2 separate regions of the Homo sapiens genome follow, and region 2 is linked to region 1. A link is a loop called in an ENCODE intact Hi-C map of the cell type or tissue named here. Cell type or tissue: natural killer cell. All regions are shown on one strand. Links, peaks and the distances in the headings refer to the core of each region. The heading gives the core; the rest is flanking DNA. Region 1 overlaps LOC105369657 (a long non-coding RNA gene). Region 2 holds the start of LINC02446 (long intergenic non-protein coding RNA 2446).

The links. Peaks named below come from ENCODE experiments on the same cell type or tissue, not always from the same donor. Only the 100,000 strongest peaks of a DNase experiment are listed, where the experiment ranks them.
Region 2: a loop joins it to region 1, with 4 times the contacts of the local background. A loop is called at or near these places in 8 of 110 quality-filtered maps.

Annotation. Positions count from the first base shown.
Region 1 is chr12:10,489,769-10,506,467 of GRCh38, reverse strand. LOC105369657 (a long non-coding RNA gene) reads left to right here. Exons shown (of 6, transcript XR_931355.4): 4 at 5,867-6,064; 5 at 6,240-6,344; 6 at 6,507-10,490. EIF2S3B (eukaryotic translation initiation factor 2 subunit gamma B) reads right to left here and starts at 578. Exons shown (of 1, transcript NM_001357734.3): 1 at 1-578. The coding sequence starts at 565. In natural killer cell, for the core only: no CTCF peak of the experiment used is centred there; DNase peaks (open chromatin) are centred at 7,027 and 8,677; H3K4me3 peaks cover 546 bases; H3K27ac peaks cover 1,977 bases.
Region 2 is chr12:10,546,942-10,563,640 of GRCh38, reverse strand. It overlaps LINC02446 (long intergenic non-protein coding RNA 2446), which reads right to left and starts at 10,262. Exons shown (of 3, transcript NR_146456.1): 1 at 10,125-10,262. LOC105369658 (a long non-coding RNA gene) reads left to right here and starts at 12,711. Exons shown (of 3, transcript XR_001749004.1): 1 at 12,711-12,861; 2 at 12,994-13,154. It also overlaps the pseudogene SLC25A39P2. In natural killer cell, for the core only: no CTCF peak of the experiment used is centred there; DNase peaks (open chromatin) are centred at 8,260, 8,690, 9,200 and 10,400; H3K4me3 peaks cover 736 bases; H3K27ac peaks cover 2,374 bases.

The DNA of each region.
Region 1 (16,699 bases), core at 5,675-13,674:
GTAGAATCAAAATATGCTTCAGTTTCATGATCTCTATAGCAGCCAGGTGTTCAGATGTCTGAGGCTGAGGGCAAGATTCATTACCAGCTATCAACAGAAGAGCTGCATCCATCACTGCTGCACCGTTCAGCATAGTAGCCATCAAAATATCGTGGCCAGGACAGTCAACAAAGGAAACATGTCTGACTAATCTGAAGTTCCCTTTGGTTCCTGGAATGTCTGTAGGAAACTCATCAGGCATACTGCTCCCACAAGATCGATAACATTCTGGCCGAGGGCAACTTGGGTCATCAAGTTGATAAATCTTAGCATTAGCATATCCAAGCTTGATTGTAATATTTCTTTCTAGTTCATTTTTGAACCTGACGGTGTGAACTCCAGAAATAGCTTTGACGACTGTGGATTTCCCATGAGCTACATGACCAATTGTACCTATATTAATTGTGGCTTGTCTGCTGATAACTTCGTGTGAAAGTGGCGTCAACTTGGTAACATCCAAGGTGGTGAGATCCTGACGCGAAAGGTGCGGCTGCCCCAGAGTCACCCCAGCTTCTCCGCCCGCCATGTTGCCAAAAGAGGAAGAAAGTCACCCCGGCTGCCGCCTGATCGTCTGCAGGGGTCCTAGTGCGGGGCGGGGATGCGGAGGCCGGAAGGTCGACTAGGGTCTCAGGATGGCCGGTGCAGCAGCGGCCTCAGTGCTTGGACTTCTCTCTGCTTGAATCTGCACAGTGCCTGTCGGTAGGCTTACTGGAAAACACGGTGCAAAGTTGCTGGAGCTATTCGTCGCAGACTTGGTAGATATTTGTGCAGGCAATACTGAGGGCAGCCACCCAAACCCCCGCCCCCTGGGCCCATGCGAGGCGGGTCGAAAATATATTTTCAGTTGACCACAGATAAATACTTAAAAAATTAATGGACCATTGTAATCTATTTATATGAAAATGGATCTTGTATATACAGCCTGCTATTACATTTCTAAGAAGACACAAAACCAGCAACACACTGAATAATTCTACACTAAATATTTTTCTTCTTTAAGAAGATTAATTATTAATATATTTATTTTTTGTTCGAAACAAATAGCTATGTCGTGGTTTATATTATAATTTTCATTTCTTCAAATTATGTTGGAGTGATGACCATTAATAGATGCTATATTGGAGATTTATTACAATAGCTTTATTGAGGTATAGTTTATATACAAAAAAACTGTGCATTTTTAACGTATACAATTTGATGAGTTTGGACATATGCATACATTCGTAATACCATCACCCAATGAAGATAGTAGGCATGTTTATCATCTACAAAGTTTTTCTTGAGTACCTTTATTTTGGGAGCAGAGGGCAAGTAAGACACTTGACATGAGATCTACCCTCCTAGCAGATTTTAAAGTGATCAACGTATTGTTGCTAACTATACGTACTATGTGGTACAGTATATCTCTAGAACTTATTCGTCTTTCGTAACTGAAACTTAACCAATTGAAAGTGAGTCCCTGGTAACCACCATTCTCTGTTCCTATGAATTTGACTACTTTAGATAACTCATATAGTATAATCATAAAGCATTTGTTCTTCTGTGACTGGCTTATTTTATTTAGCTTAATGTCCTCAAGGGTCATTCATGTTGTCATGAATGGCAGAATATTCTTTCTTTAAGGCTGAAGAATATTCCATCATATGTACATACTACATTTTCTTTATCTGTTCATCTGTCAGTGTACATTTAGGTTGTTTAAATATTATTTATTCTTGATAATCCTACCATTGATGTGGGAGTGCAGATATCTCTTCAAGATACTAATTTTAATTCTTTTGGATATACTGTATACCCAGAAGTGATATTATTGGGTTATATGGGTAGTTTTACTCTTAATTTTTGAGGAAGCTCTATACACCTTTTTCATAGTGCATTCTTATCAACAATGTGCTAGGGTTCCAATTTCTTCACATTCTTACCAACATATATATATATATATATATATATATATATATATATATATATATATCTTCATATATATGTATATGGATATATTCGTTTTAAGGAAGAGGGTAATAAATGAAAGTGAGAGGATGGCTCATCTCCTTCTTCTGGGTATATATGAATGAATATATGGATATGTGAATGTATCCATATATATATATATATATATATATATGTAAAATAGTCATCCTAACAGGTGTTAGGTAGCATCTTAGAATATTTCCCTAATGATTAGTGATGTTGAGCATTTTTTTATATACCCACTGGCCACATGCATGTCTTTTGTGGAGAAATGTCTATTCAAGTCCTTCATCCATTTTTTAAAATTGGGCTATTTTTTGTTTTTGGTATTAAGTTGTAGAGGTTCCTTATATATTCTGGACATTAATACCTTAACAGATATGTTATTTGCAATGTTTTCTCAAATCTATAGGTTGCCTTTCACTCTGCTGTTTCCTTTGCTGTGCAGAACATTTTTAGTTTGATGTAGTCCCACTTTATATAATTTTGCTTTGGTTACTTATGCTTTTATGAAAATTTAATGTAATCAAATACATCTATAGATTCAAGGCAATTCTGTTCAAAATCACAATTGCACTTTTTTTTACAAAAATAGAAAAATATTCATTAAACTCATGTAGAACCACAAAAGACACTGAATAGCCAAAGCAATCTCCAGGAAGAAGAACAAGGTTAAACAAGGTTAAAGGCATCATACACCCTGAATTCAAAACTATTACAAAGCTACAGTAGTACTGGCATAATAACAGACATACAGATCAAGGGATCTTTGAGAAATGCAAATCAAAACCACAATGAGATACTGTCTCTCACCAGTCACTATGGTGATTCAAATTTGGCATTTTGATTAAAATGTGAAAGAATAAGAGATGCTGGTGAGGTTGCCAAGAAAAGGGACACTGATACACTGTTGGTGGAAATGTAAATTAGTTAAGACACTGTGGAAACCAGTTTGGAGATTTCTCAACGAACTTAAAAACACAACTACCATTCAGCCCAGTTATCCCATTACTGGGTATATACCCAAAGGAAAATAAATCATTCTACTAAAATACACTGGAATTTGTATGTTTATCACAGCATTATTCACAATAGTAAAGATATGGAATCAACCTAGGTGCCCATCAAAAGTGGATTGGATAAAGAAAATGTGGTACACATACACTCATGGAATACTATGAAGCCATAATAAAGAATAAAATGATGTCCTTCACAGCAACATGGATGCAGCTGGAGGCCATTATCCTAATCAAATTAACACAGGAACAGAACACCAAATACTTACATGTTCTCACTTATGAGTGGGAGCTGGACATTGAGTACACATGGACATAAAGATGAGAACAATAGACACTTGCAACTCCAAAAGGGGGGATGAAAGGAGGAGTGTAGGGGTTGAAACCCACCTATTGGGTACTATGCTCACTATGTGGTGATGGGGTCAAATGAAAACTAAACCTTGGCATCACGCAATATATTTATGTAAAAAATCTGCACATGTACCTCTTGATTCTAAAATAAAAATAAAAGATTGAGATAAAAAGAGATAAAGTGTATTTAGTACAGTCTATTAGGACATTCCTAGATTTAAATTGTTTCTATATAATATTTCTTATATGTAAACTGTTCCTCTATGTTTTCTTCTAGGAGTTTAAAAGTTTTAGTTCTTACATTTAAATCTTCAGTTGATTTTGATTTGATTTTGTGCCTGGTGTATGATGAATCCAACATCTACATATGGATATTCAGTTTTCCCAACATGATTTGCCAAAGAGACTGTCATTTCATGGCATCCTTATATTAATATAAAAATTAGTTTACCATGTGGGTTTATTTTGGTGTTTTCTATTCTGTTCCATTGGTCTATATGTCTGGTTTTCTTTTAATCAGTACCATGCTGTTTTGGTTATTGTAACCATGTACTATAGTTTTAAGCTAGGTAATGTGAAGCCTCCAGCTTTTTTGTTTGTTTGTTTGACATTTGGGCTCTTTTTTGGTTCCACATGAATTTTATAATAGTTTTTTTTCAGTTCTGTGAAGAAAGACATTGGTAATTTGATAGGAATTGCACTGAGTCTGTAGATTGTTCTGAATAGTATGGACATTTTAACAGTATTTAATTTTTCCAATCCTTGAGCATAGAATATTTTTACTTTTGTTTGTGTCATCTATTGTTTCTTTTGGCAATGTTTTATAGTTCTTCTTGAAGAGAGCTTTCCTGTCTGGTTAGATGAATCTCAAGTTATTTTATTATTTCTGTGGTTATTGTAAGTGAGATTGCATTCTCGATTTTTTTGTCAGCTTGAACATTATTGGTGCATAGAAATGCCACTGATTTTTGTATCTCAAAACTTTACCGAAGTCATTTACTGGATCTAGGAGTCTTTTGAAAGAATCTTTAGAATTTTCTAGTGTGGAATCATACTCTCAACCACACGAATTTACAACCAAAATCTACCAGATGTATAAAAATGTACTGGTTCACTAGGCTGTAGAAATACAAAATATTGATAATATTATGTCTTTTTTCTTGTGGTTTATTCATGAAAACTAGGCCAAGAATAAGAAAAATCAAGGCGGGGATAGTTATTCCCTTTATAATTTCAGAAACAAGTAGACAGCAGAGAATTCTGCTGAAACCTAGGTACCCACTGAAATAAAACTATACAGAAAGAGCTAATGGTAGTTGCTTAAATTTAAATTCTCCTACAATAGCCTTAAAATATATATATATATTACATGCAAAAATAAAAATGAAAGCAGACAAATGTATGTCTTTAGCATGACTAGGGGTCAGAAAATACTAAAACTTCAAATTATTGTAAATTAAAAAAAAAAAAACTTACAGTGTTATTCCTAGATCCCATCTCTATCCTCTCATGGTGCCCTAGGGGTTTCAGATAAACTGGCAACTACCTCAGAAAGAGCAAGACCACACTAATTGTGAAAATTTAAAAAGGAATTCCAAAAGGATCAGATTGGTGGGCAGAAGGAAAGTGTGTTTTGGACTTGAAGAGTTAGTCTTGGAAAACGAAACTTCTGAGAAGAGGGTAAAACATAAGAAAGGAAAAAGCACATTTAAAATCTGCTCAGTAAATGAGGGAAAAAAGCAAGTGCGTGTATGTGTTGAAGAGAGGTGTTAGGATAGACAAAATGACATTCAAAAGACAAAACAAAAGAAACTTCTCTCCCCCAAATCATTCATTTAAGAGAATACATTGCAATATTTTGACAGAAGAGGACACTCTTGACATAGGAATCCAATACAGTGCTCCAACTATCATTCCAGTCCACAAAAAGCATTTTTAGTCTATTAATATATGAAGATACTATGGAAAGAACACAGAAAATGAGAATTAAAACATTCAAACTGATTTTTTAAATGCCCCATGAAGAACAATCATGAAACACAGAAAAATACGATGCAGCACTTCAAACTGATTTAAATATCCTAAAAACAAATAAAAATTGAACTAGTATACCAAAAATTCACAAGTTAAAAACCAAACTGTATAAAGCAGGAAGAAATGCAACAGTTCTTTTATTTTCCCATTTTCACTCACCTATTGTTATCGGGACTTTTTTTCATCTAAATTACAGACTTTATAACTAAAAGCTTCTTCCTAGGAAGATCCTATATTTTAGAAACTTTCAGTATCGATTTTCCTTATATAAATCTTTATCAAATTCACTTATCAAGCTAATTTTTCTCTGGAATCGTACAATGATAAATTATTTCCTGCCTCAGTAAATTTTTACTTCCCGGATTTTAATTATTTCTGTCATATGAAATGATGTATCTGAGTCCTGTAACCACTAAATCCTTTCTAATTTATTTTCTTTATATACATTTTCACAGAAACCCTGGAATCTGGATAACCTGTTGTGTAATTTACGCTAGAATAACCTTTTATAAAGTGTTTTAAGCACTATTTATCTGACAATTATAAGACAAGACTCAGAAAAAAATGGATCAATGAAACAGAAAATGTCCCAAATGAGATGGTCAAAATAATCTATGACTTGGAAAATAAAAGCAGGAACTAAGACTGTGGCCGTGAGTGTTTGAGGAACTAAATTCCTAGTGTTTAAGTCCTGAAAGAATAAAGTTTCAGCTAATATGCGTTCTGTTCCTATTGCTTTGATAATTAATCGTGGCATTTTCATTTTTTTAGATGACTGTAATTCTCTGACTTTGCTTTAAAAAATTAATTCTCTCAATTTAATCACAGCTTATTCGAAAGAGATGACATGTGTATAGATCTGTGGTTTCTGTCACAAGAAAATCACTTCTTAGGAGAATTTTCTATACATAACCAGTTTTAGAAATGCAAAAGGTAATTTTAATTTATTTTTGTTTTATTTTCCTATAATATTGATTATAAAAGATAGGAAAAATTAATATAAAGAAAATGACTGATTTTTAAAAATGTATCTTTGTGCATATCCTAAAAAACCCTGATCTCTACATAAACATATCTATTATTATTTTTCTTCAGAATTTCAGAAGTAACAAAAGAGAAGAAAATTTTACGGAAATCTGGATTTCCATCTCATTAAAATAGACTGAGGAGGGATTTGGAATGTAGACACTTTATCTTATTTCCTTATCTTATTCTATTCATGTTAATATCTGTAACTAAAATAATCTTTCTTTGACTAGCTGGTTTATGCTATTTTTAGAACATAATGCTATATATTCTGTTGGAGTGGTTATTTAGTAGAATATTTTGATATAAAACCATAATCCAAACATGTGACAACTAAAATTGTTTGAAAGGACTTCTTAAAAGTATAAATGGAATAGCTTACAACTGATGCATGCTTTTGTAAAAAAAAAAAAAAAAAAAGTTGTTAAATCAATTAAATACCAAAGAAAAACTGATATTGGAAACATTAGTTAAACCATAATGGAAAAATTTCCAAGTTTTTAGATTTTTGTCTGAGTTTACTCCTTAATACCTACAGAGTTTGGGGTTAGGTTTATTAGTTTGAGGTGTCAGTTTGGTTTCATTTTGGTTTGAAAGAAGAAACAGAAATTAAGAGAGGGATTTTGAAAAAGAAAGAAGTCATGGAAAGTGTGAGGCACAAACTATGCTAACAAAATTCAGTCAACCCTTTTGCTAAGAACATAACTATATCTCTCATCAGTCAGAATGGCAGTTATTAAAATGTCAAAAAATAAAAGATGCTCTTGAGGTTTCAGAGAAAAGTGAACACTTATACACTATTGGTAGAAATGAAAATTAATTCAGGCACTGTGGAAAGCAGTTTAGAGATTTTTCAAAGAACCTGAAGCAGATCTATCATTTGACCAGCAATCCCATTACAGGGTATATAACCAAAGGAAAATCAGTTGTTCCACCAAAAAGACGTATGTATGTTTATGTCCCTCATGGTGCTATTCATAACAACAAAGACAGAATCAATGTAGGTGCCCATTAATGGTGGATTGAATAAAGAAAATGTGGTATGCGTACACCATGGAATACTATGCATACATAAAGATAAATAAAATCATGTTTTTTGTGGCGGTATGTATGCAGCTGGATGCCAAAATCTTAAGTGAATTAATGCAGAAACAGAATCTCAAACACTGCATATTCTCACTTATAAGTGGGAGTTAGACATTTGGTACACAAATATATAAACCTGGAAAAACAGACATTAGCGACTGTTAGGGGATGGGAGAGAGGCTGGCGTGGTACCCAAAACTACCTGTTGGGTACTATGGTTACTACTTGGGTGATGGGATCATCTTTATCCCAAACCTTAGTATTACACATATACCCATGTCACACACTGTCATGTGCCCTCTGAATCCAAAATAAAAGTTGAAAAAAACGAATTAACAAAATCAAACATATTAGATTTTAATTTTTATATATTACATGCCTTTCACAAAGACTTCTATTTTTCTTCATGCTGCTTAAAAGTTATGGCTGTAAGAAAAGTTAAAAAAAAGAAATACCTATATTGTATCTTAAATATCATTTTGTGCTTTTCTACCTGTGGTGCAGAATGAATAGATGCTCTGGGAAATGACATCAATTCTATATCATTTATTTATTCACTGAACTCACATTTATTGGGTTAACATATGTGGCCAGTTGCTGTGATAGCCCCAGGGTTATAAAGGTTAAGTAAGCATGGTCCATTAAGGTACTTACAATACATAGGGGAGCAAGTCACAGAAGTCAGAGTTCCAGCACAAAGCTAGGTGTAAGCCTGGACTGTGATAGGAGTATGTAAGATGGACCTTATCCAAAATGTTAGGCTGCCCAGTGTTTGCACATTTGAAAGTCGTTTTCTGGGATATTTAATATTGAGTCAAATAAAAAAATGAAAAGAATATTTTGTACAAGACAGCACATTCAAAGATATACTATTTTCTGGTCAACATTTTTTTTATGCTCCAGAAAGCTACAACAACAGATATTTCTTGGCTCCCAGGGGCTATGATGAATTTCAAAAGGAGGTGGTGTAACTTCTATGCTCAGAAAGCACTTACAAGTTAACTATGAGCAATAAAGTTGAAGGTATATAAAAACTTAGAATAACAATAGTAAGTAGAAAAATGACTGTGTATGAGTGGTTGAGTGTGTGCAATGGATGTTTCTGCTCACCCCTGTAGAGATACAGCAAACCCCAGTGCTGCCAAGGCTGTGGTGGAACCTCTGTGGCTTCTAGGGGAGGTGTGTAGTTCAGCCCATGACGTCGATATGGTTCAGGGTGCTATTTACTGGCTATTTGGCTGGAACAATCTCCTGAATTTTATGTGAACTGCTTAGTGGAAAGTTTTAAAATCAAGCAATATCTGTAAATATATTTCTTGGCAAGAGAAATAGTATGAAAAGGATAAAGTGGGAAACTTTTCTGGGCAGTGAGGTGAATAAAACACTGGTAGAGAAAATGAGACTGATCTAAAGATATTGACAAATATATTAGAAAAGAGGAAAAGAGAAGATTAAGTTCTCATACTTGCCAGCAAACAAAATTTGATCATTCATACATTATGTGAAGAGAAGTCTGAAAGTTTAGGAATTGTGTTGATACAGCTTGCACTAAAATTCAATCAGCTTTTTATTAGAAATGATATTAACACACGTAAGTTCATAGCTTACTACTGATTACAGTAAGTTCATAGCTTACTATTGATTACATTTACAAGAACAATAATACAAACAGAATTCGTTGATGTAAAATAAATTTGCTAGCAAAAAATTTAAATCTATAATTGTGAGTCAATGACTGGAAATGACTTTACAAATCTATTACAAATATTAAATATTTTGTTACACTGAAGAAATATGTTTCCTAAAAAAGCATTTCATTAAACATATGAGGTCTGATTATGCACACATTGTGGAATTTCATGTGTACAAAATTGTATGTTTCCACACTGGTTTAGGAAATAATATTAAAAAATTTTTTAATTGAAAGAATAATTTGTTTTTCCTTTTTTTCTCCTTGAAAGTTATCTGTTTAAAAAGTAATTTATCTTAATATTTCAGTTATAGAACCAAAGAATTATGCTTTACAGACTTGAAATTTCCTCTGCACAGTGGTGCGATTTCTGGGGAATTGATGTATAAAAAATACTATTTACTAGACATTGTATGAAATAGCATGTTTAATGTTTAGTTGTATGTCTTTGCTTTCCATTTTCGATAAGTAGATTTGTCGAAATTCCTCTAGCCCGAAAGAAGTGAGTGTCTTTGGTGTGTCAGTCACAAAATCAACTATCCACTCATTGAGAAAGAAAAGGAGAAATACTAGGTTAAATTTCGAAAAGCCATGGCTGGTAAGGTGTTTTTAAATATGTGGCTTAAAATTCTAGAAAATCCTGAGCCAGGATTGCAGAAATTGGCATTTTGATTCTGAGGTGTGTACAAACTTGAGAAGTTTGAAGAAAACCTTTGGAATTTTAAAGGAATAGTAATAACTTTAAATCTTTGATTGTGTCAGTGACACAGTCAATTTTGCAAAGATGTAAAAACATAATAAAAGAACGGGTATGTCTTTATAAATTCATAATAAAATTGCAAAGCATCCTATTCTCCCCTAGAAAAAAGGGTAAATTTTTGCTTAGCTTTGAATTATATTGTCAGAACCCAGTAAAGCGAAAAATTTCATTCAGAAAACACCATTCAATTTGAGCTCTGTTGATAATTCAATTAGATTTAGTCTCATTGTTAGGATATTTACTTACTCGATGGTGCTTATTTGAATGGGGAAAATTTTATTTATGGAAATACATTTTATTATAGGACTTAGAATGTATAGACATAATACAAATTATATTAATCTGCATGCTGATATTCCAAAGAGCTTTTGGGGAATTTTCTGTTTGCTATTTTCCTTCAGGAAATATTTCAGGAATCTTAGCCAGGTTTAAATTGCTATATCTGTGAAAATAATGTGAACGTTGATATACATATTTAATTTAATTTATAATGATGTATTTAATAAAGATTCTAACTCAGAAGATTTCTTTTTTTCTGAGACAGACTTAGGAAACAAGTCTGTCTTCTTTAAAAGCAGAGCTTCTGAAGAGAATAGATCCCAGACTAAATTCAATACGATTTTCAAATGTTTACCCAGAGACATAAAGAATTAATTCTGTTTTTGTCAGACTCAGCCTACTAATGTGTTTTATATATGGCAGCGTAGGTCCTAAACCTATCTTTCAAGCAGTTGATATTGTCAAATCTTTTTCCTTTCTAGAAGGTTTAAAAATAAGAAAGCTATTATTCTATTCCTTCTGCTATCAAAATTCAACAGTGAGATGTTACTGTCAGCAACCCAGAATTAAGTATTGAATATTGGATGTTGAGAATTATCCAGAATGGGATACGGTAGACAGTGGACAGTCTTGTCTTTGAAGGGTTATTTTAATATTCCCTTCATATATTTGGGTGCTCTAATATATGTTTATAATTGTTATGTCCTCCTGGTTATCTGATCCTTTATCATTATAACTTAACATTTATTTTATCTGATGTAAATACGGCCACCCCTTTTTCTTTTGGTTCCCATTTGCATGGAATTTCTTTTTCAGTCCTTTCATTTTCAGACTGTGCGTGCCCTTACATCAAAAGTGTTTCTGTTATAGACAGAATACAGTTAGATCTGGCTTTTTACTCATTCAGCCACACTGGGTCTTTTTATTGAATAATTTAATCCACTTATACTTAATTAATTACATGAAAGGATTTACTATTGCCATTTTCTTCAGCGCTTCTTGTATTTCTTGTAGTCATTTTGTTTCCTTTTTCCTCTGTTTCCCTTTTTTTGGGGGGTGCTGGGGACAGGGTCTCACTCTGTCACCCAGGCTGTAGGGCAATTCTGGGTTGAAAATTCTTTTCTTTAAGAATGTTGAATATTGACCCCCCCACTCTCTTCTGGCTTATAGGGTTTCTGCAGAGGGATCCTCGGCCTTTGTGGATGACCTGACCTTTCTCTCTGGCTGCCCTTAACCTTTTTTCCTTCATTTTGACCTTGGAGAATCTGATGATTATGTGTCTTGGGGTGGACCTTCTTGTGGGATATCTTTGTGGCGTTCTCTGCATTTTCTGCATTTGAAGACTGTCCTGTCCTGCTAGGTTGGGGAAGTTCTCCTGGATAATATCCTGAAGTGTGTTCTCCAGCTTGTTTCCATTCTCCCCGTCTCCTTCTGGTACTCCAATCAATCGTAGGTTTAGTCTTTTTACCTAGTCCCATTTTTCTTGGAGGCTTTGTTTTTTTTCATTCTTATTTCTTTAATCTTGTCTGCATGCCTTATTTCAGCAAGGTGGTCTTTAAACTCTGATATCCTTTCTTCTGCTTGGTCAATTTGGGTGTTGATACTTGTGTATGCTTCACGAAGTTTTTGTGCTGTGTTTTTCTGTTCCGTAAGGTCATGCGTGTTCCTCTCTAAACTGGTTATTCTAGTTAGCAGCTCCTCTAACCTTTTATCAAGGTTCTTGGCTTCTTTGCATTTAGTTATAACATGCTCCTTTAGCTCAGCAGAGTTTTTTATTACCCATCTTCTGAAACCTACTTCTGTCAATTCGTCCATTTCATCCTCTATCCGGTTATGTGCCCTTGCTAGAGAAGCACTGCCATCATTTGGAGGAGAAGAGGCACTCTGGCATTTTTGGTTTTCAGCGTTGTTTTGTTGATTTTTTTCTCATCTTCACGAGTTTATCCAGTTTTGATCTTTGAAGCTGCTGACCCTTGGATGGGGTTTTTGTGGGGATTTTTGTTGTTGTTGTTGATTCTATTGTTGTTGCTTTCTGTTTGTTTGCTTTTCTTTCAATGGTCAGCTCCCTCTTCTGTAGGGTTGCTGCATTTTGCTGGGGGTTCACTTCAGGCCTGTTCAACTGGTTCACTCCCTCGCCTGGAGATGTCACTCAAGGTGGCTGGAGAACAGCAAAGATGAGTGCCTGCTCCTTCCTGTGGGATCTCTGACCTCAAGAGACACCAACCTGACACCAGTAGGATCACTCCTGTATAGGGTGTCTGACAACCCCTGCTGGAGGGTCTCACCCAGTTGCGTGGCACAGGGAACAGGACCCATTTAACGAAGCACTCTGACAGTCCCTTAGTGGAGGGATGTGCTTCGCTGAGAGGAAACCCACTCATCTGGACTGCCTCGTTTCCTCAGAACTACCAGGAGGAAAGGTAGGTACAGTATTCCTGGTTAGCATTTTTTCCCAGCACTTTGAATATCTTATCCCACTTAATTCTGGTGTGCTATGTTCCTGCTAATAAATCTGCCGATAATCTTATGGAAACTTTCTTATACATGATTAGTTGCTTTTCCTTTGCTGTTTTCAAGATTCTTTGTCTTTGACTTTTGACAGGGTATAATGAGTCTCAGTGTCAATGTTTATTGTTCATCCTAGCTGGAGTCCTTTGTGTTTCTACAGTTTAATGTCCAATTACGTGGATTTAGGAAGTTTTCTCATATTATTCTTTGAATAAGCTCTCTGGAAAAGTTTGTTTTAAAACATCAAGAGAGGCCGGGCGCGGTGGCTCACGCTTGTAATCCCAGCACTTTGGGAGGCTGAGGCAGGTGGATCACGAGATCAGGAGATGGAGACCATCCTGGTTAACACGGTGAAACCCCGTCTCTACTAAAAATACAAAAAATTAGCTGGGCGTGGTGGCGGGCGCCTGTAGTCCCAGCTACTGGGGAGGCTGAGGCAGGAGAATGGTGTGAACCCGGGAGGCGGAGCTTGCAGTGAGCCGAGATCGCGCCACTGCACTCCAGCCTGGACGACAGAGCGAGACTCCGCCTCAAAACAAACAAACAAACAAACAAACAAAAAATCAAGAGAACTGTGTTCTTTAAAGATTTGGAAGAGTTAACCAGTAAAATCATTTGAACCTACTGTTTCCTTTGTTGCAAAATAATTAACAAAAATTTAACTTTAATTGATGCAGTTCAATGTAGGGCTTCTAATTCCTGTATAGGCATCTTTAGTTGTATTTTTCAAGGAATCGATTTTAATCTAAGTCAATACATTTATTGGCATTTGTTCATAAGTCACTCATTCTCCATTTAATATCTGTAAGATTTTTGCAAATGTTCCCCACACCTTTTCATTCAGATAATGATAATTTTTGTCTTGTCTCTTTTTTTCTGTTAACTCTAGTTATTTCAAACTTACTGATCTATTCAAAGACTGGCTTTCACAGTAATCAATTTTATCTATTAAGTTCTTATTTCATACTTTTCTGCTGTATTATTATTTCTTTCCTTTTGCTCATTTGGGGTTAACTTATTTTTCACTTGGTAGTACGTTAGGGTAAAGCTTAAGTCAATTATTTGAGACCCTTTATTTTTTACTTAATGAAATAATTATCTTTCTACTCACTATTAACACATCTCCCAAATTTTGATAGGTGTTTAATTTTTATTTATTAAAATATTTTGTAATTTTATGTCTCATGGATTTATGTAGAGGCATGCTTTTAATTTTCTAAATATTAGTGGATTTTCTAGTGTCATCTTGCTAACAATTTCTAATTTATTTTTATTGTATGAGAGAACATACTGTGCATAATTTCTATCCTCCAAGACTTATTGAGTCTGGTTTTATGTCCAGTGTATGAACGAACTTGGTGAATGTTTCGTATGCAGTTATGAAGAATCTTCATTCTGCTGCTGTTAGTGGTAGTGTTTGCTCTAAACATGCAAACAAAGTTAAGCTGGTTGATATTGTTAATAAATTATTCTGCAACCTTACTAATTTTCCCTCTTTTTGTTTTATCAATTAAAGGTGGGAGCTTGAAAAGTCAATCTCATAGAAGTAGAGAGGAGAATAATAGTTACCAAAGCCTGGAAAGCGTATATGGAGGGGAGGGGATAAAGAGAGATTGGGTACAAACATGGTTAGATAAAATAAACGACTTCTAATGTTAGCTAGCACAGTAGTGACTACAGTTAAAAACAATGTATTGTATATTTCAAAATAGCTAGAAGAAAGAACTTGCAATGTTTCCAACGCAAGAAATGACAAATGTTTGAGTTATGGATATCGTAAATACCCTAATTTAATCATTACACATTCTATGCATGCCACAAAATATCACATGAACCCCACAAATATGTACAAATATACATCAAAAAATGTTTTTAAAAAGAAAAGAGAGTTAAAATATCCAAATGTAATTTTGTATTTTTTCTAATTTCATTTTATTTTTAATCATTAAGCATTTTGAATCCCACTTAATAGATGCACACACATTTAGTGTTTTTATGTCTTCTGGAATGTTTGATTAATTTATCATTATGTGATACTGCTTTTTATTCATGGTAATATTTCTTCTTCTGAATTACATTTTGTCTGGCGTAAATATAACCACTCCTGGTTTCTTTAGATTAATGTTTACATGGTACATAATTTCCATATTTTAACTGTTAGTATATTATTTATTCATATAAACGTAAATGGTTTTACAAATACAGTATATCATTGAATAATGTTTCTTTATCCAATCTGATATTATATGTCTATTAACTGTAGTCAGACCATTTATATTTAATGTAATTGTTCAAATGGTTGAATTTACATCTATAATCTTTCTCTTTGTTTCTGCTTTGTCCCATAATTACTACCTTCAATTATATTGAGTTTTTAAAATTACTTCATTTTTTTTCAATACTGGCTTATTAGCAATAACCTTTTCTTTTGTTTTTATTGGTTGTTCTATATTAAAAGTTATCCAAACTTCCCTACACAGTCTATCTTTAAATAGTATTATATCACTTATTGTGTAGTATAAAACTTTATAATAGTATGCTGAATGTTCCTTTCTGACTCTTTTTGAGTGAGAAATACTTTTAATATTTTTCCATATATATTTTTTATGTTCCATATTGTCTCTCATGTTCTTTTGTGACACCGATTATATATGTGGTGTATTTTCTTGTATTGTCTAACCACTAATTCTTTACTGTTCGGTCCTTTTACATATTTTTGAAGCTTTCTTCTGTTTTCATTCTGGATAGTTCTTATCCCTGATTTATTCTTTTGCATTGTGTAATCTAATCTAGTATTTATCTTGTTTATGATGTTTTTATTTCCAGTATTGTATTTTTTTTTTTTTTTTGAGTTTCACTCTTGTTGCCCAGGCTGGAGTGCAATGGTGCAATCTCAGCTCACCTCAACCCCTGGCTCCCAGCTTTAAGCGATTCTCATGCCTCAGCCTCCTGAGTAGCTGGGATTACAGGTATGCACCACCACACCCAGCTAATTTTGTATTTTTAGTAGAGACAGGGTTTCTCCATGTTGGTCAGGCTGATCTGGAACTCCTGACCTCAGGTGATCTGCCCGTTTTGGCCTTCCACAGTGCTGGGATTACAGGTGTGAGCCACTGCGCCCATCCATCCAGTATTGCATTTTAATTTCTAGAAGTTCTATATGAAATATAAAAAGTAGAATAGGAATAGATTATATTTGTTTCTTTCAAATGTTAGACCACAAAACAGGACTTTAAAAAATTCAAAAAAATTGAACTCATAGCAAGTATGTTTTCTGACTACAGTGGAATAAACTAGAAATTGACAACAAGAGGAACTTTGGAAACTATACAAATACATAAAAATTAAGCAATATGCTCCGGAATGACCAGTAAGTCAATGAAGAAATTAAGAAGGGAATACAAAATTATTTTGAAACAAATGAAAATGGAAATATACAATAACAAAACTTATGGGATACAACAAAAGTAGTGCTAAGAGGAAAGTTTAGAGTAATAAGCAACTTCATGAAAAATGTAGAAAAACTTCAAATAAACAACCCAACAATGGATCTTGAAGTAGAAAAGTGAAAGCAAACCAAACCCAAAATTAGAAGGAAAGAAATAATAAAAATCAGACTTGCAATAAGTGAAATTGAAATTTTAAAAAATACAAAAGATTAATCAAAAAGTTTGTTTTTCAAAAAGATAAACAAAATTGACAAACTTTTAGCCAGACTACGAAAAAAAGAAAGAAGACCAAAATAAAAAAATCAGAGATGAACAAGGAGACAATACAACTGACACTGCAGAAATTTAAAGAATCATTAGAGACTGCTCTGAGCAGCTATATGCCAATGAATTTGAAAACTTAAAGTTGGATAAACTCATAAACACATATAACCTCCCAAGATTGAACCATAAAGAAATTCAAAACCTGAATAGACCAATAACAAATAAT
Region 2 (16,699 bases), core at 4,843-12,842, 58 kb before region 1:
CACCTCCCGACTTCAAGTGATTCTCCTGCCTCAGTCTCCTGAGTAGCTGGGATTACAGGCATGGGCCACCATGCCTGGCTAATTTCTGTATTTTTAGTAGAGATGGGGTTTCACCATGTTGGCTAGGCTGATCTTTGAACTCCTGTCCTCAAGTGATCCGTCCACCTCAGCCTCCCAAAATGCTGGGATTACAGGCATGAGCCACCAGGCCAGGCTCAAATTCTTTTTATTAGTTAATTAGTTAACTATTTGTGTGTAACAAATTACTAAATTATCCCACAACTTATGCTTTTTTTGGGTCAGGAATCCAGCCATGGGTGACTCTGACTTAGAGTTTCTCACAAGGATGCCTTTGGGGTGTGGGTGAGGGCTACAGTCATCTGAAGGCTCAGTTGGGGCAGACTCATATGCAGCCTCATGCACATGCTGTTGGCTGGTGTGAGGTCCTCACTCACTGTTAACAGGAGAAATGTCAATGCCTTGCCTCATAGACCTCTCCATAGAGCTACTCACTTCATGGCAGTTTGTTATTCTGTTTTCTGCTGGGGACGTGTATGTGGGAGAGGGGAGTGGGAGAGAAAGAGGGAGAGAAAGAGAAACAGAGATGCCAACTTGAGCACACACTCTGGGAAGAAGATTATACAATGGCATGAATACCAAGAAGTGGAATGATGACTGGAGTTATTTTAGAGAAAGTCAACCACAATTACATATCATACATTTGATAAAAATGATTCAAATGACAAATATTAGTAAATATTAGTCACCACTTGTGAAAGCCTTTGGTAAAATTTATAGTGGTAAATTTGCATTATGTATCCCCATTAAACTACACATTCCTGGAAATCATGCATGGAGACTTCATCTTTTTCATCAGCAGGGAATAGTACTACCATGTGGTAGGTACTCCAAAAACTCAGGTTGAAGAGATGAATGAATGAGCATTGTTTGAGTTTGTAATCTTCATTTTACATGGCTCCTGATAATTTTTAGAAATCCAAACAGCAAGAATGCTTTCTGACAACGTATAAGACTTGTGCTATTTGCCATCACCTTATAAATTTAATTTTGCTCATTACAGTTTTCAAAAGGTTTTTCACTTCTGATTCTGTAATTTTGTACTAGGCCACCAGATGGCATCACCACATAAACCAAGCTCTAAAATCAAGGCTTATTTGAAAATTAGTCTTGCTGGTCAGAATGAAGTAATAACTATATTCTCATAAACTGCTGTAGCAAATGTTAGTAGATAACTACTGCACACAAATTTAGCAAAATATATTGATAACCTTAAAAAATGGTAGTACTTTTTGAGCCAATGAGTCTACTAGAAATCTATCTTCAGAAAATAATGTGGACAAAATGGTACACACTCAAGATTTTACCTTAGCATTATTGGAATTGTCAAATACCAGGTAAAATCTTGGGTCCAACAATAATGAAAGGGTTAGTATATATGATACAATCATACAATTAAAAAACATACACACTTTCAAATGACTTATGAAGTATTCAATGACATGAGAAATGCTTCTGGCATAATGCTAATTTATGAATTGGGTTGTAAACTAATGTGTGATTCCCAGTATGTTGCATAGAAATTATAGAAAGGAAACATATTAATGTAATTTTATAAGGAAGTGTTTTTCTCTCTTCATATTTCTCCTTGTTACTCCAATTTTTAACAATGACTCCTTGGAACATCATATGTTAATAAGAAAAAATCAAGTTAACAATAACATAACATTAGTTTTTTAGGGCTGGGCATGGTGGCTCACTCCTGTAATCCCAGCCCTTTGGGAGGCTGAGGCAGGTGGATCACCTGATATCAGGAGTTTGAGACTAGCCTGGCCAACATGATGAAACCCCATCTCTACCAAAAAATACTAAAGTTAGCTGTGTGTGGTGGCTCACACCTGTAGTCCCAGCTTACTCAGGAGGCTGAGGCAGCAGAATCCCTTCAATTTGGGAGGCTGAGATTGCAGTGAGCTAAGAAGGCACCATTGCACTCCAGCCTGGGCCACAGAGCAAGACTCTGTGTCAAATAAATTAAAAGCTTTTTAGTACTTATAATTTAAAATTGTTTGTCTTCTACTATGTTAAACCATAAAAATATGCATTCATTCAGCCAGGCATGGTGGTTCATGCCTATAATCTCAGCACTTTGAGAGGCCAATGTGGGAAGATTGTTTGAGGCTAGGAGTTTGAGTCCAGCCTGGGCAACAAAGCAAGACCCTGTCTCTACAAAAAGGGAAAAATTTTAAAAATTAGCTGGGCATGGTGGCACATGCCCATAGTTCTTGCTACTCAGGGAGCCGAGATGGGAGGATTGCCTGAGCCCGAGAGACAATTCAAAGTAGAGGCTGCAGTGATCTATGATCAGGCCACTACACTGCGCCCTGGGCAACAGAGTGAAACCCTGTCCCAAACAAAAAACAAAAATCAAAGAAAAAGCATTCATTCAGCAATTATTTATTAGTGGTTTTTATAAATTGCACTGTATGTTGATGGTTCAAAAGTGAGTAACACAATTTCTGCCTTCCCTGAATGTATGATCAACTTGGATTGAAAGCTATATAAACAGATATTTTGTAAAATAACAAGTACAATGCTAAAGACTAATGATGGTACAATAAACTTTCTTCATCCCATTTAATAGTTGCAACTCTTCCAATTTGAATTATTCTACAATATTTGGTTTATGTGACATACTGAACTTTGTACATATTTTTCATTGTATAATGATTTCCAACAGCAAATATGGCACATGAGTAAAAAATATTTGCATTGGTTACGGGTATTTCTCTGTTGGAAAAGATATTCTCTACCTGTGAGAAAAGGATTATTGGTGCTGTTATTAAGGTAGATTATGGTAGGAAATACTGTTAATAAAATATCTTGGTGGTTTGATTTTTCCAACATTTGAACTGTGAGGCTGAGATGATTTTTAATAATATGGGTTTCCACAAGATTCCCCCTCTTCTCTAGAACTCAGCATTTTAACACAGCAGAATTCATATGTGAAGAGGGAGAACATGTATAGGCAACTCTTTTTGGAGAGGAGGAGTTATCTTTGGAAAGCAGCCTTTTAAAGATGGTTTTCCTCAACACCATCTGTACTAAAATACAAAAATTAGCCACGCGTGGTGGCGTATGCCTTTAGGCCCAGCTACGCGGGAGGCTGAGGCAGGAGAATCACTTGAACCAGGGAGGTGGAGATTGCAGTGAGCCGAGATGGCACCACTGACTCCAGCCTGGGCGACAGAGTGAGACTTCATCTCAAAAAAAAAGAAAAAAAAAAAAAACCAACATTTGTGTGTCATATCCCTTGAATGTAAAAAACAAAGTGATTTGTATGGAAAAGGCTTTTTAAAAAAAAATTTGACAAACATTTTCTATAATTAATTACAGAAAAGTAGGGTGAGAATGATCACATAATTTATCCTCTCCTTCCTACCTATGTAAGTATAAGCGAGGATTAAAGTAGACTACATAAAATATAGATGTACATTTGTCAATTGAATGTCCTTTCGTGAGTCATCTAATGCCCCTAATTTTTCATCTCTAAAACACGGATATCATTTTGGAGAATTAGATGATATATGTCAAACAGCAACAATAACAACAACAAAAAAATCCTAACCCCCCAAAAACTGTATTTGACACATGTCTTTTCTATATATTGGTTTGATTCAGCTAGTAAACTATGGAATGTGAGTGACAGCACAAAGAATTAGCCAATGCTTATTTTTGAAGAGAGTCAATAATAATAAAAGGAATTATTAATTTTCTCACTTTCAATAAATCCAACAAAATACTTTTCAAAAACATGGAATCTAAGGTAAAGTATGACTATTAGAAATCGTAAAAAAAAAAATGAAGGAAAACTCCCAAAAAGACAAAAAAAAAAAAAAAAAAAAAAAAAAAACTACCAATCTGGGTCCAAACATTCTATTTTCAATCATCAGACTCTTTAGTACAATATCACATTATCATGTGAATGTTTCTTACGGTAAACCTATGGGGAGAATCCATACTCAAGCAGCCAAATTTAAAGCAAGCCAAGGATTTAAAGGTACATCTTAAATCCCTGTTATTTTAAGAATTAGCTTTTTGCCTTGTTCCTAGACCTTGGATGAAAGCGGGAGAAGAGAGGAGGTCTTGTCAGGGTCCCCCTGGGCCTCCTGGTACACAGTGAGCCCCTGTGCTTGAGGCTTCCTGTGTGGTTTTAGCTCACAGAGCCCAGCTAGCTCCAGCTGCAGCTCTTCCTCTGGTGGGCTACATGTTGTTAACCTCTCAGGAAGTATCTGGGTCTATTTTATGCTGTATTTTCATAGTGTCTTTGATAATGGATTTTCAGTTCTTATGAGGTTGGAGGATTGAGTTGGCATAGTGATCTAGAACTCACTTATGTGTCATTTAGTTATATATTTTATATACTATTTATTATTTACTATAATTATTTCCATTATTATTTACTATTAGATATTATTTATATATTATTTACTGTTGGTTTGAACATGCTTTGACAAGATGATATGACATTGACTGAGTTTTAACCAATGGATGACCAGTGAAAGTTGGCCGAAAAGGTGAGGTACTAGGAAGAACCTAGATGGGCATGAAAAATGCCAGTGTAAATCCACCAGGTGGAGGAGTAATTGGAATGAATCACTGAGAATGTGTTTAGAGCTATGTGTCTAGGCTATAAATTGACCCCATATAGGCATTGCGCCTGCTCTTGGTGTTATTACCATCGGGCAACAGGCAATGCTCTGTTAGGCTTGACCTGGAGATTATCATTTTCAGGTATCAAAAATTGGGAAGAGGAAAGAAACATAATGCATAATTCGGTCTAGTTTTTATTCTATAAATATATAAGGAAATCCTGCTATTTGTGACAACATGGATAAACTTAGAGGACACTATTCTAAGTGAAATAAGCCAGACGCCAAAACACAAATATTGCGTGATCTCACTTGTATGTGGAATCTAAAAAAGTTGAAGACACAGTAACAAAGGGTAGAGTGGTAGTTACCAGGGGTTGGGGGCTGGGGGAGAAGTTAGTCAAACTTTTAGTTAGAAGATGAGTAAGTTCTGGAGACCTAACGTACAGCATGGTGACTATAGTTAATAATAAGGTACTGTATACTTGACATTTGCTAAGAGCAGGTCTTAAGGGTTTTTAACCCCACACACACAAAATGGTGGCTAGGTGAGGTCATGGTTATGTTAACTTCATTGTGGTAATTGTTTCACAATGTATATGTATATCAAAACATCATGTACATTTTAAATATATACAATTTTTGTGAATCATGTCTCAAGCTGGAAAAAACCAGTGAGATGCTATATAAATGATTAAACATATTCCCATTTTGCATTTAGGTTAAGAAAGAATTTTATATTCAGGTATATCCTTACTTTTGAACTACAGCCAACCTCTGATCATTTAACTTTTTAGTTTCCCATTTTTATTTATCCCACCCAGGGTATTAATGGTAGGGATTCTTCACAGCTGTGACTCATTTGCTTCCAGCGCCAGCACCAGGGAATTTCAAACTTTATTTGGCATAAGAATCACCTGGAGAGCTTGTTAAGCTGCTGATTATTGGGTCCCATTTCAGAGTTTCTGATTCAGTGATTCTGGCGGAGAGCCCAAGAATTTGCATTTTTAACAGTTCCCAGGTGATGTTTCAGTTGCTGGTCCTGGAACCACACCTGGGGAACTTTTGCTCTAGTTTATTTTCAGTTATTTCTCACTGAAAGTACTAATGATGTAGACCAATACTCTTTGGTCAATCTGAAAATTCCTCCCTTGGACTTGCTTTCTCTGGCAGAAAAATACTCTGTTATTTCTTCAGACAAAGCCCCAATTGGCCTTTTCTTTCCAGAGCCTTATTTTCTGATTAAATGTTTTTTTCCCCTAATAGAATCTGTTTTCTTCCCTCATTAAGGTTCACCTCTTCTTGCTGTCTGTAGTGACAGACGGTCCCTGCTTTCCTGCCTCTTACGAGAATCCCACTTGTGAATGAAGAGTTCAGTTCAGCTTTATCTTGACCAGGTGCGAGACTGCCCCTTTGTGATTCTCAATCCCACACAGGGTGTCCAAGTTTCCTATCTTCTCCTCGGGGGAGCTTAAAAGTGTCCAGAACTGTTGAAGTGGCAAGTTGTCCACAGGTGACAGATAGTAGAAAATGCATGACCTTATTTCTGTCCCATCGTGTTCAAAGGTTCTCTTGTTAGTTAGCACCCACTACCACTTCATTTTGCACTCCGCTTTTCTGCCTTCCCCTTCCCAATGCCTGGGGGAAAGAAAACATCGGGTTCAACAAGTGAACTTTTACTTCAGACTCTTCATAGTATTTTCTTTGCAAATTATCGAAAAAGAGTGCCTGGCTAGGGCATGAAAGAGAGGGAGGGAAAAACCCTGAGAATAAGAAAACCACTGGGCTGTTATCCCTCTAACTCTGTCTCTCTAGATTTGGATATTAATTCATACATACATTTGTTCATTCATACCTTCATTCTTTCCACAAATATTTATTGAGCCCTGCATGCCTTTTGCTAACACTAACCACCACTTTTTAAGAGATCGATTTCCCTCTACATATACTATTTTCTAATTAAGTTCAAATGGTATACATTATATATTAAACATATATATGCATATTAAACATATATTTAAATGTGCACTAGTACAATTTATATGTAAGGAGTGTGTTTAGCGTGTATGTGTTTTAGATTTTACTTGTAATCTCCAATCAAAGATGATGTAGAATTGATCTATGATACAAATATACAGGTGTTTTTGTTTGTTTTTATCTCAGAATCACCAAGAGTTAAAATATCTTTTTTTTTTTTTTGCTTTAAGGTGCTATATTTTATTGAACACATTTCTGGAGTTTCTCTACAATGTTCTCCAGTTATTGTGTGCTCTTCTTTATGTGTCTACCTGATAATACATATGACACATGAAATTTTACAAATGTGTTTGTCCAATATTCTCAAAGGCATGACAACATGCAGATTAAATATCTGGAAGCCAAAATGAAATATTTTTAGAAATTGTTACATAAAAGCACAAAGAAGACAAATTACACCATTTGTAATTACTTAAAAATTCTTTTAAAGAGTACTTAAAATACTTTTAAATACCCTTCCAGTCATTTTTAAATTTAAAAAAGTTTGTTTAATTAAACAAACAATTGCTTCTTAAAATACATTATAGATTCTATACGAAAAATTGCAGGTAATTATACAGGAAAAAGTTTTTTTTTAATCCAAAATGTTATATGTAACCAAGAAATAGTCATTGTGATTATACAATCTATTAATGTATTATAGTTGGATATATATACAGATGAATAAGTAGAATATTAGGACAGAAAAGCATTTAGTAAAATAGGATTATACTATACATATTGTGCTTTAATTGTAAAAAAACTATTAAATTTTACATTAGCAGGATCTAGTAGAAAATAAGGCAGAAAATTAAACTAAATGAATTAATATTTAGAATTAATGTTTCTTTAACATAAGACACTATTTCCTAAGTTTTCCCTTTTAAGATTAAGAGAAATACTATTTTTATAAAGATTTTGAAGTCACTAGACTTTTATTCTTTTAAAAATATGTTTTACTTGTAGTAAAGATTGTTTCTCTGGTATGAAAATGTGAAGACTTCGATATTTTCATGTCTCTTTCCTCAATGTCCAAATTTATTAATTTTATCATTATTTTTATTGTCTTTATGTGGATATTCATATAAAATTAGTCATTTTCAGATTAATAGTATCAATTGTATTTAAATCAATTTAAGATCATCACTATTAATTTTCTATGCCTGATTTTATTTTGATTCAATTTTTAAGTTAAAAGGTGTCATGGATTCTTCTTATTTTATAAGCATATGAAATAAAATTATATAAAGTATAGCCTACAATTCACTTAGTAGAGTGCCCTCATTGAAAATCATCCAGAAATATATTTTTACAAAGGACTTTATTCCAGCAAAGCAATATTATAATGCTAACTCAAAAATAATGTATTAACAGAAACTGAACCAGTTGAGTTAAAAAAAAAAACATCTTGTACGGACTTGTGCTTAGAAAACAAAAAGCCACAGAGATAATCGCTCTCACCTGACAACAAGAAAAATTCAGATAATGTATAAAAGTATAACTTTATCTGAGGACATCAGAGTGCTGAGGTCACAAGGCAACCACTTAAATTGAACTCCAAGCGGGACATGCACCGCTAAGGAGAGATGGGACTCATAGACGGTTTCATTTTTGGCAGAGCATAAGAGGAAAAGATGGCAGCCATAAAAGTAAAATAAAAACACTAAATTTTGAACAAAGTCTTAAGCTCAGTTGGGCTTTCATGTGTCACTGAGAGTCCTAGCTGCAAGGGGAGTCTCCAGGTCTTTTCCACAGGCCTCAAGTGGGAGCTCATTAGAAGGCCTGGGGCAGGGCAGAGCCAGAGAAAGCCCCTTAGCCATGGCGACGTCTAGGCATGAAACCTCAGCATTTCCCAGTGCCTTTTCTCACTTGAAGCAAAACCTTTAAGATACTTAGGGAGGGCCAACAAACCCTCCTGCTCCCAGGAATCAGGCAAAGTTTGAGTGCTTTTAGAGAAGCAGTATAAGCAAAAGTTCTCTGCCCTTGGGGGAGGGGTAGGATAAACCTCTCTCTTTCTCCTGGTCTTACAGAACGTAACGTGATGCAAAAAGAAAGCTAAAAGCAAAATTTCTTTGTAGCAGAGAAAAGAGAAGGAAACCACCATACCTCCCACCACAAGCCTTGCACCAAGCAACACACAACAACAGTCTACTGCTTGAAGAGGGGCAGAAAACTCCCCCATTACTGATCCTAGTCAAAAACATTCTGCTGTTGAAGGAAGGGGAGAAGAAAAAAGATGTTCAAACAGAGAGGAGCAGGAAACCCTCTGGGGTCAAGGATCCCACAGTGACACAAGGCAGAGATCTGCTATGCCAGCAGAGGAGAAATTCTTTCCTGCCCAAGACTCCCCATAGATACAAGAAGAGCTTGGTTGCTGAGGAGGACGATGAGGAATGCTGAGGAAACCACACTCCTGAGGCCAAGGTACATAGGGCCTTGCCCAAGACTGAGAATAGGCCAAGATAAACTAGAATTTCTATTTCTCCCAACACTGTCGTTATTTTCACGTAACAAGCCACAAGAGAGGAGGGGCAACAGTTTAGAGAGAGAACCTCTTCACACTGCAGGTGTGCAGGGCGTGCTGAAATCAGAACAGAACACTAAGAAAAACCTCCCGCTCCCCAGACCCTGCACGAAGTGTAAGGTAGTGGCAGTACATCACTGGGAGCATTTGAAGTCTGTGGTGTACTAAAGGTGACCACAGGAACAATGAAACATAAACTAGCTCAACACTTCAACTTTACAGATTTACAGAAGAGGTATCGCCATGCTGGCCTGACATACAGTGTTTGCCATTCAATAGAATTATAAGCGACAAACACACAAAAAGTGAGAAAAGGACCCATTGCCAAAAAAAAATACTAGCTGATAAAACTCAAGATATGTGTGTTCAAGATGTTGAAATTATTGGTGAGAAACTTAAAATAATTTTTTAATATGTCAAAGAAACAGTGGAAATTTTAAAAACATGCATTGATATATGATGAAATTTTTCAGAGATGAAAACTATATTTTTAAAAAGAGTCAAGTGGAAATGCCAAGGATAAAACTATGATATCAGAAATAAAGAATTCCTTCCATGCACTTCTTAGAAAACTGAACACAGGATAGGGAAAGAAAAATCAAGTGAACTTGAAGATAGATGAACAGAAATTATCCCAACTAAACTACCAAAAATAAGAAAAGAGTAAAAAAATAACATAACAGGTCATCCAAGAGTTTAGAGACAATACGAATTATAATTTCACATCTGAAACTTTGCAGATCAGATGATAAAGTGGCATTTTTGTTATACTGAAAGAAAATTCTGTCAATCACTACAACAGAGATAAAGAATATTACATAATGTTGATGAGATCAAAAGCAATAAGCTGACATACAACTCTAAATGTATATATACCTAATAACAGATCTGAAGATACATAGAACCAAAACTGTTACCTGTTACTGGTGGAGGGTGTCCAGATTCTTGGCATTTTGAACAAACAATTGGATGAAATGCACAAACAAAACAATGAAAAAAAAAGCACAGATTTATGGAAACAAATGTACACTCCACAGAGTGAGAGTGGGCCAAGCAAGCAGCTCAAGAGGCTGGTTATAGAATTTTCTGGAGTTTAAATACCGTCTAGAGGTTTCCAATTGGTTACTTGGTTTACACCTTATGTAAATGAAGTAGTGGCCTGTGATCAGTCTAATTGGTTGCAGAAGGTGACCAATAGGAGGCTGAAGTAAAGTTACAAGGTTACACATGAAGACTTGGCCTGTGATCAGTCTGATTGGTTTCAGGAGGGAACCAATGAAAGATACTTTCATTTTTCGTCTTCAATGCAGAAAAGGGGTGGGGGATGTTGCAAAGGGAGTAGCCCCTGATCTTTTTGTTACTTGGGTATAGAGAGGTGGGGTTTTCCTTTTGATTCAGTTCTAGGAAGTCAGCGTGAATCAATCTTAGGTTCCCTGTCTCCTGACCATGTTCTCCTGCATCAAAACTGCCAAGACTGAAAGAAGAAATAGGCAAATCCTCAGTTATAGTCAAACATGTCAACACACCTCTCTCAGTGGTTACTGGAATATTTAGAAAAAAATCAGTAAGGACATAAAAAGTCTGGAAGAGCACCATCAACCAAATTGAAATAACTGGCATATATAGAATACCCCACTCAACAATAGAAAAAAATACTCAACTGCACACAGAACTGTCACCAGGATACACCATATTTTGGGCCAAAAGAGCCCATATGTTTAAAATGAATTATACATAGCATGTTCTCTGACCACAAATAAATCTAAAAATTCAATAGCAGAAAGATATTTGGAACATTCCCAAATATGGTAAAATTTTAAAATGCACTTATAAATAACACATAGGTGAAAGAAGAATTGTAGTCGAAATTAGCAAATATTTTGAACTGAATGAAAATAAACGTGCAACATAGCAAAATTTCTGCTACTATTGGAGTACTGCTTGGAGGGAAGTTATAAAATGCTATTTAGAAAAGAGAGGTCTAAAATCAGTTATCCAAGATTCCAACTTTGGAATTTAAAAAATAAGGAAAATTAATTCCAAATCCAACAGAAGAAAGGAAATAATAAAGATAAGGGCAGAAATCCATGAAATAGAAAATAGAAAGGCAATAGAGAAAAATAAACCAAAAGCTGATTCTTTTAACATGTCAACAAAATGGATTATTCCCCAAAACTGTAAGAAGACACCAATTACCAATATCAGGAATAAAAGTAGGAAAAGTAATACAGATGCTACAGATATTTAAAGGATAAGTGAATATTAAGTATTTTTCTGCTCATTAATTCAATAACATGTAAAGTGTACAAATTTCTTGAAAGACACAATTCCACAGTCCACTTAAGAGGGAATAGTTAACCTAACTAGCTCTATATCTATTAAACTAATTCAATTTGCAGTTAAAAAACCTTTCCACAAAGAAAACCCACACTTTCGTGGTAAATTCTACCAAACATATAAGGACAATGTAACACCTATCCCACTTAAACCCTTCCAGAAATTAGATGAGGAAGGAGCATTTCCCAACTCATTTGATGAGACCAGAATTACTCTAATATAAAAATTAGGCATGTTGAGGAAAGAAAACTGCAGACGAATATCCTCCCTGAATAGAAATAATCTTTTTAAACAAAATATCAGCAAATCAAATTCAGCAATGCTCTCAGAGTGGGCTTTGTCAGGAGGCGAGCATGCGCAGACCCTGCAGTGAGCCCGAGCGCGCCGCCGCGCCAGCCAGGCCTAGAGGCAGGATTGAAGCCAGGAGGCGGTTGAGCAGGACCTGAGGGCGTTAGCCTCCTCCAACAAGTGGTGGCCTCGGGCAGCCGTCACCTCCATCTCCAGGACACCCCTGGACGTGGTGAAGGTCCGCCTGCGCTCTCAGCGCCCTGCTGGGACTGAAGCCTCACTCCAGACTCTGGACCTCTCCTAAGCCGAATCGCCCTCCTCCCTCCGAGCCACGGGGCAGGGCCTCCTGTGCCGCAGTGGTGTCCTGGAGCCCCTGCACCTGTCTCCAAATGGTATCCGCTGTGCCGCCAGGACGCGCTTCACTGGCAGCATGGGTGCCTTTGTGAAGATTGTGAGGCGCTAGGATAACTGGGTGATGAACCTGCCAGCCACCACCGTCTACTTCACTGGCTTACGACAAACTCCAGGCCGTCCTGTGTGACAGAGCCCTGACCTCTGATCTCTACGCACTATTGTGATGAGGCTCAATCTTTTTTTTTTTTTTTTTTTTTTTTTTTTGAGACGGAGTCTCGCTCTGTCGCCCAGGCCGGACTGCGGACTGCAGTGGCGCGATCTCGGCTCACTGCAAGCTCCGCCTCCCGGGTTCACGCCATTCTCCTGCCTCAGCCTCCCGAGTAGCTGGGACTACAGGCGCCCGCCACCGCGCCCGGCTAATTTTTTGTATTTTTAGTAGAGACGGGGTTTCACCTTGTTAGCCAGGATGGTCTCGATCTCCTGACCTCATGATCCACCCGCCTCGGCCTCCCAAAGTGCTGGGATTACAGGCGTGAGCCACCGCGCCCGGCCGAGGCTCAATCTTTGTTTCACTTTATTTCTCAGAAGAGAATGACAAGAAGGTATCTCCTGTGGAATATGCACTTATCACTCCTAATTCACTGAGACGCAGTAGACCCGAATGATCTAAAGAAGGTATAAATTTGGATATGTTTTAGGCTTTGTAAGATCTTTATTTTGGGGTTTCTATTCACATAACTCTTGTCAAAATAATGTATTATTCGACTCCTTGTTTGATTTGAAAAATCCTCTGATGTTTTTCTCCAGAGTTTACTTTTGGAAGATTATGAGAAGAGGAAAGTAAGAGTGAAAGCAATAGTGTTATGTGACTTGATCTCCATTTGAAATCCTCTCCTCGTCTGACTAGTTTGTTTTCCAGTCAGCCTTATTACCTATTCACACACTGATTGCCAAATAAGCTCCATGAGGTACATTTTTTTTCTATTTGCTTCACTAAAATATCATTATCACTTAGAATAGTGTCTGTCATGCCACTGATGCTCAGTGTTTTTGAATGAATCATTCATTCATTCATTCAATGAATGTTTCTTGAAGGAGACCATATGTTAAGCATTACAATAGATACTAGTGTTGCATAGCTAAAAGAGAGAAATAGTGCCCTTAAGGGTCTCATAGTCCAGTTAGAAAGACAGAAAGTATACAGATTTGGATAAATGCTATATGGAATAAAAGTGGAGTTGTGGAAGGTCAAAGAAGGGTATTCTTTCAACACTTGGTTCAGAAATGAAAGTGGATTAATTAGAAAATTGTTTTTGATTAGGATAACTCTGATGGGGATGAAGATAAAGGAATGTTCCAGGTGAAGAGATTGCACCTACATGGGGGAGTGGCCAGCAGTGGCCGGCAGGGTTGTGAATGATTACAGAATCTAAGCTTTCATAAGTAATACAGGAGACAAATCAAATATGCAAAATATAATTGTGATCATGGGTATAGGAAGGAAAGAATTTTAGTAGAGAGGCACTAAGGAGGTAGAATCATCAAGATTTGGTCAATTGGGCTAGATGTGGTGGCTCATGCCTGTCATCCAACCACTTTGGGAGGCTGAGGCGGGAGGATCACTTGAGTCCAGGAGTTCAAGACCAGCCTGGGCAACATAGTGGGACCCCCATCTCTACAAAAAATACAAAAATCAGCCAGGCATGGTGACATGCACCTGTAGTCCCAGCTACTCTGGAGGCTGAGGTGGGAGGCTCACTTGAGTCTAAGAGGTTGAGCTTCAGTGAGCTGAGTTCACGCCACTGCACTCCAGCCTGCGTGGCAGAGTGAGACCCAGTCTCTAAGGGGGGAAAAAAAAGATTTGGTCAGTTGTGGGGTGATGGGAATACAGAGCCAGATATCAATGATGATTTGTGGGCTTTTGCATTGGAAAACTTGAATCATGGTCCCGCTCAGCAAGATGCGAAATGAAGGCGGAGGGTCTGATAGCAGATGGATAGTAAAGTAAGGAGTTCAGCTTTGAACAGTGAGTTTTCAATGCATGTGGAGAATTCTTGTGAGTTTTTTTTTCGAAACATCAGATACATGATGAGTATGCAGATTAGGAAAGCGATCATGTTTGGATATATAAATTTGGGTGTCCGTTATGCTATGAAGCCATGGCAATAGATGAGATCATTCATTGAGATTGTACAAATTAGTAAGAGAGAAAGGGCCAAAGACAGATTCTGGATAAAAATTATTTGAAGATTAAACAACAACAATAACAACAATAGCAACTAAAACCAATTAGGAAATTAATGTAAAACATGAGAAATCTATGAGTGTTGTGATGGAATGTAAGGGAGGAACATTACTTTCTCTCTTCACTCAGATACACGTTTTTCTAGTTTCATGAAATGGACTGTCTCCCACCTAACCCTCTCTTGCTTTTGTGTTTTGCCTTCTATGAGAATTGGGATAATATTAAGCTATTCTGTCCTTTCAACTGTTGATATGACTCGCTTTTAACACAGTACAGAGCAGTTGTTTACTTTGTGAGCATATTTTAGACTCATTTTTGTTGATGGTTATAGGCAAGGCCAGGATTTTAAAATATTAATGGCCAGTATGGCACCGGCTCAACCAACCTGAAAATATGCCAGTCTGTAAACATTGGTTGTGTCCTGGCTATCTATAAAACATTTTAAAAAGTTTCTTCTGGAGTAAGTTTTGGTAAATTAAATACTTCTTGGAATTTAAGTTTTCAAATGAATTATACTTTATTTTAAATTATAGTCCTTCACACTCTGTATTCCTAAGTTATTTCTTACAGAATTTACCTTCCTCTAATGAACTATATATTTTAAAACATATTAAAAATAACCCTGTGTACAGTCTGGTGACTGGCTTTTTTAAACTTAAAATGTGATTTGTTTGCACAAATTTATGTATTATTACTTTTGAATTAATGTAGAGTCTCTACACTCTATGTGTGGAGACTAGTGGTTTATATACATAATATAACCATTATAAAGTATTCCTAAATGATATAACTAAATATATCAATATTTCAAGTTATTTTAAAAGAACCGTGGGCATTGGAGCATTCTTCCACTTGAACAATTTTAAAGAACTCAAGTAACTAATTACAAATTATAACTTTTGGTCTTCTTGAAGTAGTCAATAGGAGAAATGCTCTGGTTTTTGGAAAATGAGACATGAGAATAGTAAAAAAAATAATAATAATAATTGTATTTTAGAAAAATGTAGGGTCACATATCTACCTAGGCTTGGAGCTATGGATTCTATTGTTTGCAGTAGTATAAGGCTTGGAGCTATGGATTCTATTGTTTGCAGTAGTATAAGGCTTGGAGCTATGGATTCTATTTCCTGTAGTATAAGGCTTGGAGCTATGGATTCTATTGTTTGCAGTAGTATATGATACTCCTCTCTGCTTAGGCCTCAGCAATTTTCTGGGCAAAACATAGTTCCAATCGTCTTGGAATTATCATTGTGGTTATCTGCAGTGTGAATGCATCTGTAGAATGAATGTCCTCTGAACATTATTTAACACGAAATTACAAAGTTCTTGTTATATGCAAGGTCCTAAGCACCTTATAAATATTAGCTTATTTAGTTCATGAAACTAATCTATGAGTTAGATTTTGCCATTATTTCACAAATGAGAAACACAGATATAAAGAATTTAAGTAACTTATTTGCCTAAGCTAAGTCACACAGCTTAGTGGCAAAGTCAAGGGTCAAACCTAGGCAGTTTGGTTCTGGAATCCATGCTCTAAAGTCCTTGTTGAAGTTTACCTCAAATAGAGGTGTTTCCAGGGTCTGAGGTCTGGGTCAGCAAGCCTGAGGGTTGGCAGGGATGTGGGGTACTACTTGTGCCCCCAATTATCTGGAAAATTGTATATTTTTCCTCATACATACATATCTTGCCTTTGCCCCTGTACTTTCCTCTCTGGGGTAATGACCATTCCTGTAGTTATCTCAAGATGTTAATTAGTGCTGGGAACATTTATCTTCTGTGAACCATCAAAGAACAGGTGGGAAAGCCTCACAGAAATGAAGGTTTTCATTCTTATTCTCAGCCTCAGACCCAAGCAAGTCAACAAATACAAAGAATTACTGAACATAGTAGGAATGAGGGTATATGTATATTTCTGAATTTCCACCTTGTCCTGAGAGAACTAATGTCCTGAATGTAAGAATGTTGAAATTTTGTCATTGTCTTTTAAGAAACCTATGAGAACTTCAGAAGTATAATTGAAACTGCATCCCAATGTGTCGTTTAAGAGAAAAACAAAAGCTCCTTAATAAGATTTTTCTAATCCCCAGTAAAGAAGGAATTACCTTAGCTATTTCAGTGCTAAGGTATTAAGAGCAGCACGGAAGAGAGACTGGCTTGCTACTTGCAAAAAGTTAGGGATTTTGCAGAATTTAACGGATCCAACATATGGGCATCCTACTTCTCTTAGAAAGCACCTGTTTCCCTTAGAAACAGTGCTTCACTTCAAGT